Linked DNA regions of Homo sapiens: region 1 is linked to region 2. Evidence: read pairs that join two places in POLR2A ChIA-PET (ENCODE). Cell type or tissue: Caco-2. All regions are shown on one strand. Links, peaks and the distances in the headings refer to the core of each region. The heading gives the core; the rest is flanking DNA. Region 1 overlaps LINC00457 (long intergenic non-protein coding RNA 457). Region 2 overlaps LINC02343 (long intergenic non-protein coding RNA 2343).

Region 1 (4,397 bases), core at 135-4,134, 70 kb before region 2:
AGGGGCTCTTTGGGCAAATGTGCATGTTGTGGATTTTGAGGGAAAAGAGAGGTGATGGAAGGTGCCAGCACACACAGACACTGAGGATATTGGACAGACAATGTGATGCTGATGTGGAGCAACTCTGGCCTGAGAGAGAGAATTTGATTCTAGGACCAAGGAGTAGCTGCACAGTTCTGCAGGCACTAGCTATGTCACCATGATCGCCTCTGCCTGAGTCTCAGTTTTCTCATCTACAAAATGATCATCACACTCTTTACTTTCCATGAGATTTTGGGTGCAAATATGCCGAATAAACTGTGAAAAGAAATTCTTTGTGATTCCCAAATACAAGGATGAACAAAAAGGGGGTCAAGTGAATCAGTTGGAGGGGTTCAGCCTCTGAATGGGGGACTGCTTTTCTGTCTGTCTTTCCAACAATAGACGTGATTCTACACATGCCCTCATGGGCTCAGCCTACAGTGCAGGGAGACTGGGCCCTCACTAGGAGGTAAGTTCTCATTATATTCCATGCTTTGCTTGGAGCCAGGACATTGTTGTATATTATTTCATGCACCAATCTGTTATAGGTAACCTTTCCTTGCAAAATGTGTGTGTGAAGTGAGATAAACTTTTATAAATATTTCCAGGGAGGGAAATAATTTAGACTATATACTCCTTATGTTTGGTATAGCTTATAAAGGAACTGAGTGATAGAAATGTAAAATTAGTCTGTTCTTTGGGTGGTAGAAATCTATAAGAAGAAACACAGAGCAGTCTATTCAAGTCCACCTTTGGGGAATCATAGATTAAGATGCAGTGGTCAAATGTGAATTGCTTCGTCTGAAAATGACACAACCATTTTAGTATAATATGGGCTGGCAGCTGTGTCTTATAAGCCTGGGTTTAAGAATATTTACAACCCAGTGGCTCTAGAGTCTTGAGGGATTTTACTTTCTTTCTACTCCACAGTTGTTGGTTTTTCTGACATTGATTTCTGTAGCTGCACTCAGCTTTATCCAGCAGAGATGGAACACAGTTTCACAAATTTTAGTTGGAAGATGCATTTCTAGATTTTATTTTGTTTCTGTTATTATGAGGAGCTTCTGACAAGTCTCAACCCAGTGAAACAGCTAATTTCCCTGCGATCTATTGAGTACATTGATATCAGGAGGAGCAAGAGGGATTTAAAAAAAAAAAGTCTTTTTGGTTTGTCTTACATTTCCAATCCTTACCTGGATTGAAAGTGCTGGGGAAGACCTGGAAATCCACAGCTCATTGGAGAAAGTGGAGAGGTGGGCAGCATTGCTTTGCAGAGACACCTCCCTGTTTCCTGACTTCTTATATTTACAAATCCTTGTGTTTAAAGAATCTCAAGAGACAACTTTTCGTGTAGTGTGTATCTAATTGTTCTAACTGCAGGTGGAAGCGAGTGAAGCCTGCTAACTTTGTTTTGTATTTCACCCTGTAAGTAAATTTACTTTCAAATCACTGTGTGTTTACCATTCTAAAATTAATCATATGTTGAAACCTCTTCTGATTCCTTAGCTGCTTTTGGCTGTAAAACACGCTGATATTTGGAATAGATAATTTTCCAGCACATATTTACCTCCCACTTTGGAATCCTAAGTACGTCAGGGAGGCTCTCCGAGTAAACACATGAGACTCAGGAACATAATTTTTATGAATGGAGCCCCCTCTCAATAAATTTTTGGAATATGAAAGCTGAAAGATGTCTAACTGTCAGGAGAAGGCGAGGAGCCTCATGCTTTGTGTACTTTGGTGTCTGCGTAAGTGCTGTTAAATCAGAGAGCACAGCCTTCAAAGCCATCACACCCTTCTGCTACAGAGGCAATGGGGCTCACTAGAATGTCTGGGCTTGCACAGAGGCCAATCAGCCTCACCCTTCCAGGTCTCCTAATTACAGGTCGAAGAGAGGAAAGCGAATCTAATAAGGGATTCCTTTCCTGGGCAGTTATTTTTAGAATCACATTTAGGTGACAGTGATTATATTCAAGTGTGTCCATCATGTTTAAACGTGACCTTAGGGATGGTGTTTTAGTTCTTTCCCACAGTAGGGCTGGTCTCTTGCTGTTGCAGTCAAACTTTTACACCTCGGTCTCTTGTGATCAGCAAAATGCCAAGGGAGAAAGTGACATTCACCGGCCCTGAGAATGAATCTAATCCATGACCTTTGCCTCATTAGCAGCCTGACCTAACCAATCAGAGAAAAGCCTGCCTTTGATTCTGGTAGCACAGGCTGTGACAGCGACAGAGACAGCCTCCTTGGTGTGGCTCTAAGATGCATCCCTGGTTCCCTTTGATCTGCTTTGTCAATGCAGACATACCAATTTAGGTTGTCTTTCTGACTCTCTGTAGCTCTTTCTGTCTGTAATTAAAATGACAAAATGTTTGTTATCCACTGACGTAAAGTAAATACCAGCAACTTTACAATCTTTATTTGCTTTTTCTCAAGAATATGCTCACAGATTCAGTGCTCACAGATATGCACTGAAATCTAATATCCAGATGTTTAGAATTGTTTAATTTAAAAAATTTAACTATTTATTTAAAATAATTTCAGACATACAACAAAGTAGTAGAATAGTACAAAGAATTCCAATATACCTTTCACCCAGCCTCCCAAATGTTAGCATGACACATAATATTTATATAATGATCAAAACCAGGAAATTAACATGATATGTTACTATTAACTAATCTATAGACCTTATTCAAAAATTTCTGAAGGATCACACATTTAGTTGCCCCAACCTCTTAGTCTCTTCCATTCTGGGACAATTTCTCAGTCTTTCTTGAACTTTTATGACACTTGTGAAAAATAAGAGTTAGTTGTTTTGTAAATTTTCCCTCTGTTTGGATTTGTCTGCGTTTTCCTCATGATCAAATTCAGATTATGCGTTTTCAGCAAGAATATGACAATAGTGATCCTGTGCTCTACTCGGTGCATCTTTGTTTTGTTTTGTTTTGTTTTGTTTTTTGAGACGGAGTCTCACTTTGTTGCCCAGACTCGAGTGCAGTGGCGCGATCTCGGCTCACTGTAACCTCAACCTCCCAGATTCAAGTGATTCTTCTGCCTCAGCCTCCCGAGTAGCTGGGACTACAGGCACGTGCCACCACGCCCGGTTAATTTTTGTATTTTTACTAGAGACAGGGTTTCACTCTGTTGGCCAGGCTGGTTTTGAACTCCTGACCTCAAGCTTCCCGACTTGGTGTGTCTTATCAGGGAGTATGTGGTGTTGATACATGTACCTGCTAGTGATGTTAGCTTTGCTCACTTTGCTAAGGTGGTGTCTGCCACTGTGAAGGTACTATTTTCCCCTTTGCTGTAAATAAGTAAGTTGTGGAGAGATCCTTCAAGACTGAATAAACATACTGTTTCTTATCATGCTCATTATCATACTCAAATCTTTGGACTTTTGCAGTTGAAAAATATTAATGGGATCACTGCCTATTATTTTAAAGACATGCCACAAAAAATTAGGATGTCAGGGTGAGAATAAAGAGTTTTAAGGTATAAATCCCACTTTGTTATTGTTATGATTGGTCTTTATTTTACTGGTATCAATACTGTAGTTTGTGATCTTTGGCACTTTCTTATGTTCTTTTCTTGGGTGAAAAAATTAAATATATAATACATGAACAAAGATATTGTTTCAAAAATTTACTGAATAAATTTTATTCTATATGTCTAGATCCAGTCCTCTCCCTCCCTCCTTTCCCTTCTCCCTTCTTTTATAAACTCACTGAGGCCTAGTATGCCAGTCCCAGGTGTAAAAAGGTGAGAAAACATAGTCTGACCTCCAGGAGTGCCATGCTAGAGGTACCAGGATAGCACATACTTAGAATGGGTGCTGGAGTATTGGTAAGCTGGGTTTGGCCTAAGATCCTTTTATCCTGAAAGCACAAAGTGAAAATCAAGGCACAGTTTTACAAAGGATCAAGGTGAAATCAGGATAAGGTTTGGAATCTGAGAAAAGTAATGCTATCTATAGGATACATAGCAAAGCCATCTATCTTGCCTTTGTGGCTTTTGCTGCTGTATGGTTTCCACTAAGGGCTAATAGCCATTGGATTCTAAAAAAAAGAAAGAAAGGAAAAAAAAAAGAAAGTAAATTAACTGAACATGAATGTGATCGAGTGGGTGTCCTTCCCTCAGAGATACTGAAAATCTACAGCAAGGCTGGTTGCTGGGAACCAGAGCAGAGAGAAAGAAGCCAGAAGATGACCCTCTTTGAAGTCTTTAGACCATGATTAGAGACTGGCTCTTCTCTGCTTAGTCCTCAGTCCTTTGGGAAATGGCAGCCCTGAACACACTTTATGCCATTAGAAAGGTTAGTGGAAGGGTCTCACGACCTATAAACCCTGTTGCGTTATTAAAGCATGCCAACTTTTAA
Region 2 (4,397 bases), core at 161-4,160:
CAAAGAGTAGAGATAGAACAGACAGTGCCATAGTCACACCATGTTCTTTCTATTCAGGCTCCACGGAGGCCAATTTATTATACATTAGCTCATTAAAGCCTGTGTTCCAATACAGTTACTGTGTTTTTATTTTCTCCCTAATGTGAAAATTATGAAGATGGCTCAGGAGGTGAAAATTGGCCTTTATTTCTCTTCCAAAAAGTGTCCATACAATCAACATCTCTATGCAACATTATTTAGAAATACCTTTGAGGCATTAAAAAACAAAGAGAACTAGCATGGTTTCTCACACAGTTTTCTGCAACAAAATTCCTATCCACTTTTTTAAATGCAAAAAGATATTTCTATATCATTCCCAAGAACAGTTTTTAAATACTTATTGGGTGCAGATTGCTACCCTGTTGTGGATATTTGTTGGGATTAGCTGCCCAGCATCCACCTATCTTTCCTGCTTTGGGGAAAAATCTCAGGAAAGCTGAAGGGAGGCATATATTTCATTTCCCATCTCCTCAGCTGCTGGAGGGTGTGCAAGTGAACTTGCCCAGCCAATCAGATGTCCTTACTGAGTACTGAGTCTGCAGCCTGTGATGTTGCTAGAAGAGAATGGCTGGGAAGTATTTATGTGGTGGTGGCAGTGGTACCCTGGGTTAAGTTCCAGGGTGTCATAGTAGCAGCATCCCTTATTCAGTATTGGCCATGGTGTCAGTTCTACCAAGGATAATGTGCAATGAACAACAGCAATGACAGCCACAACATCCTGGCTTTTATAAGCTTATCCAGACCTTATGTAAGGCATGATTTGGGCTCCACTTCTGGCTGCCTGGAATTTCATGATTCCCAACATTTTCAAACCAGTTCTCCAGCCTTTTTATTGTTACTGGAAGTGGATAGTCTTGAAAAAACTTTAGTGCAAGTTAAATGACGTTAATAAAAATTAAACAAAAAAGCATGATGCCTGGCTCCTAGGAACTATAATTACAAGCAAGCCTATCTTTCTACAACCCTAACAGAGTACAAGAAATGTGGATTTACAGGCCTGATGAATTAAATAATGAGTATTTCTTTTATTCTAAAGGTTTTTCTATAAATAGTTAACTCCCTTATGAATTGTGAATGAAGTATGGGATAGACAATAAATTAAATCAAAATAGTCAAGAGGACACATTCAGTTAAACAAAGAAGTAGGGTTGTAATGATTGTTTTTGGTTGTGTCAGAATCTGGATTTGTAGGAAAGATGAACTGACCTGCATTGGGGAGCCTTGAAGATTTTCTTAAGCCCTTGGTCTTTCTAAGACCAGACCAATGGCTCTTTAGACTTCCCTTGTATGCTTGGGTTCCCAGGGTGTGAAGCTCTCTGATTCAGTTTCCAACGTCATTCTGCCTTGGAATGAAGCATTGCATCTTCTAAGGACAGAGGAGAAGCTGTGGTGGTAGTGGAGTCTATAGTCAATTTTAGAAGCTCCAGCTTTCTTGATTTGCCTTCATACTGTGTGCATTTCATTTTTCTTTGAAAAACATGCACTGATGATATTTTACCGTAATCAAGGAACCAAAAATAGCATCTCAATGGGCTTAGCATTTTTACTCCAGGTGTGGATTTTTTTTTTTGTCTTCAGGCCATGGTGTAAGAATCCACTTGGTTGATTAGGTTTCTGCTGCAGTGTTAGATGGTCTTATGCATCCCATCACTGAACCCATTTAGTCAATATCTTAATTTTTTAAATTATCTCAGAGACTTTAAAAGAAATCAATGGTGAAAATGAAGAAACATTATTAGTCTAATAATTGATAACACTTCATTACATAGAAATTTGAAAGTAGTATTAATAAGAATAGTAAATAAAAATATTGTCTCTATATTATTTGTGGTTTTCTTAAACCTTTAAAAGATCCCAGATTCGAGGGGGAAAAGATAAAAGGAAAGTTCGAGCTTTGATGTTTACATTTCCCCAAATCTACACACCAAAGGAAAAGTTCCTATTTTAAAAAGGTGCATAGAAAATGCATATGCATGACATAAATAGGCACATATTTAAATCTGATGAACTTTACCTTGATAATTGTGCTCATCTATTTTAACACTAATATTGACATTTTTCTATATTGAGTTGATTTTAATTTCAGAAGCTTTAAATGCAGATTTGACATTGCCAGAATCTTCCTTTTCTTGTGATTCAGGTGATGAACTAATTCTCCTCTGAAACCCAATCTTCTGTCTCAGATCCCTTCACTCCTTTCAAAACCTGACGTTGGTTAGGTTAAAGCCATTGGGTGAGTGTATTCTCAGATTCCTCCCTTGCTGCCTTCAAGCTCCTCTGCCTCCTACACCAAAATGTAAGAGGATTAAGGGGCTCTCCTCCTTTCCAGCTCTGTACTGTGCATTCTATCCCTTCTGCTTCCCCAGACCCCTCTGTTAGCCACCCCTCTCTATTTTCTTTAACCTCCCTTCTCACTGACATCCCCCTCAGTACCTCCCTTTGACTCTCAACATAGAATAAACAGACTCAGTTATTTCCCAGGCGAAAGCCAAAACAGTCAAAGCCCAAATACCAAAATTTTATTCAGTCCTAATCACCCTCTCTCTGTCAGCTCTTGGAAGGACAGCTTCCCTCTGATTAGTGACATTTTGCCAAAGCCAATAGATATATTCCTGTTCACACTCATTGGATCTCTTTGGTATTTAATCCCAGTGGCTGCACCTGGTATCTTCACGTGCTTCTCTTTTAGCTTCCTTGACATTTCTCTTTTGGGGTTTTCAAATGTTCTCTGTGGCCACGTCTTACCACTTTTGTAGATTTACTATTGTTGGCCAAACTTCGGTATTACCCAGGGTTATGCCCTGAACCTCTATTCTCATTGTGATGTATTTCCCATCTAAGGCCATGGTTTCATATGTGACTGTATTCTAATGCCTTCCTGGTCTGTATTGTCCATTTATATCTCTCTGCTGAGCTTCAGACTCATTTTTCCTATCACGTGTGAGATATGTCCGCAACTCCATTTATTACATTTTGTTCAAAGCATGCTTTCTCCTGTCCCATGACCCTAGGGAGAAACTGAGACACATGTTAGAGAGTTCTCTCTCACACACTTAGTCCTGATTTCCACCACATTTGTATCCATCACTATTACGTAGACTAAGCCACCAAGTCTGCTTTGGGTCAAATTCTCTAGTCCACCATCTTAATCCCACTTCTGCTTCCTTAGTTTTTGTTTTAGGGCCACATTTCTGCGACTCTCTATTCCTGTCACAGCCTCCTGAGTACTATTTTCTGTTTCCTCTTCTACTCTTTTTCCTCCAGGCTCTTTAGCGGTGCCAGAGTGGTTTTTTCTAAACCACAGCCCTTATCATGAGGCTTCTTTGTTTGAAAGCTATCAAGGTTCCAAAGAGCTTTCAGGGCAAAGAGAAAATTCCTTAGCTTAATACACAGGCCTTTATCCTCTGGATCCTCCCCACTTCTCTGGTTCAGTATTTTTTTCAATGTGTGTTTCTAAGAATAGCCGGGGAAAGGGAGAGAGTGGCTGTTTTCCTCCTGCAGGCCTTCAATATGCTAGTGTGCACTATCACTCCACAAGAGATGCGTATGCTCTACACGGCATTTCCCAGAGTGATGTGGGCAAGAAATCTCTTCTTAATCCAGGGATAATTTCAGAGTCCTGGTAGTCCATGTAACATAATTTGGGACATACTCTTGCAATATTATCTCCTGACACTCACCCTTGCACACTGTACTCCAGTCAAGTGGAGATCCTTGAGGCTGCCAGAATATATGATGCTTTTCCTCACCTATGTGCATTGCACTGGCCTTTCTTCTGCCTAGAGTATCTTTCCATGAGTTTATGATCTAAATTGCTCCCATTGTTTTAGGGCGAGTATCACAGCCTCTGAGCATTCTTCCTTGCTTTCCCTGCCTTCCTGGGTCTGCTTTTGAATGCTCTCCCCTGTGTGCCCGTTAAGCTTGGTTACAGCACATGCTATCTACTCAAGTCTGACTTTGTCGTAGTCAGAATATTGTCCTATTGGCTTTGTGTCACTGGCATCTAGCATATTGCCTAGCACAGAGTAGATGTTCAGTGACTGCTGAACTCACAAGTGAATGAACGGGTTGGATTGAAGAGGATGAAAGTCTGACTCAAGGGACAAGCATGGCATTCTTACCGAAATGTTTGTGATCAGGACAATGGCTGGAACTAGCTGGGCACTCCTTGGATGGTGAAGGCTGGGATTTCAGGGGAGAGGGTAGAGAGGCCTAGAGGTCCTCTCTGGAGAAAGGAGAGAGGGAGAAAATTCCTATTCAAAGAGCTGAACTGGTACAGGGCTTCCCTGAAAATGTAGAATAGATAATAGAATAGAATCAGATTTTTAATATGACTTGTTCCAGATGTTAAAAAGCTT

The links. Peaks named below come from ENCODE experiments on the same cell type or tissue, not always from the same donor. Only the 100,000 strongest peaks of a DNase experiment are listed, where the experiment ranks them.
Region 1: POLR2A ChIA-PET joins it to region 2 with 6 read pairs; 2 of 35 experiments call an interaction of 5 or more read pairs at or near these places.

Annotation. Positions count from the first base shown.
Region 1 is chr13:34,625,526-34,629,922 of GRCh38, reverse strand. All of the region lies in intron 1 of LINC00457 (long intergenic non-protein coding RNA 457), which reads left to right. Among named protein-coding and RNA genes, the nearest start is that of LINC00457, 13 kb to the left of the region's middle. In Caco-2, for the core only: no CTCF peak of the experiment used is centred there; DNase peaks (open chromatin) are centred at 1,812 and 2,222.
Region 2 is chr13:34,555,236-34,559,632 of GRCh38, reverse strand. The region is part of intron 2 of LINC02343 (long intergenic non-protein coding RNA 2343); the gene reads right to left. The region is part of intron 1 of LINC00457 (long intergenic non-protein coding RNA 457); the gene reads left to right. Among named protein-coding and RNA genes, the nearest start is that of LINC00457, 83 kb to the left of the region's middle. In Caco-2, for the core only: no CTCF peak of the experiment used is centred there; no DNase peak of the experiment used is centred there.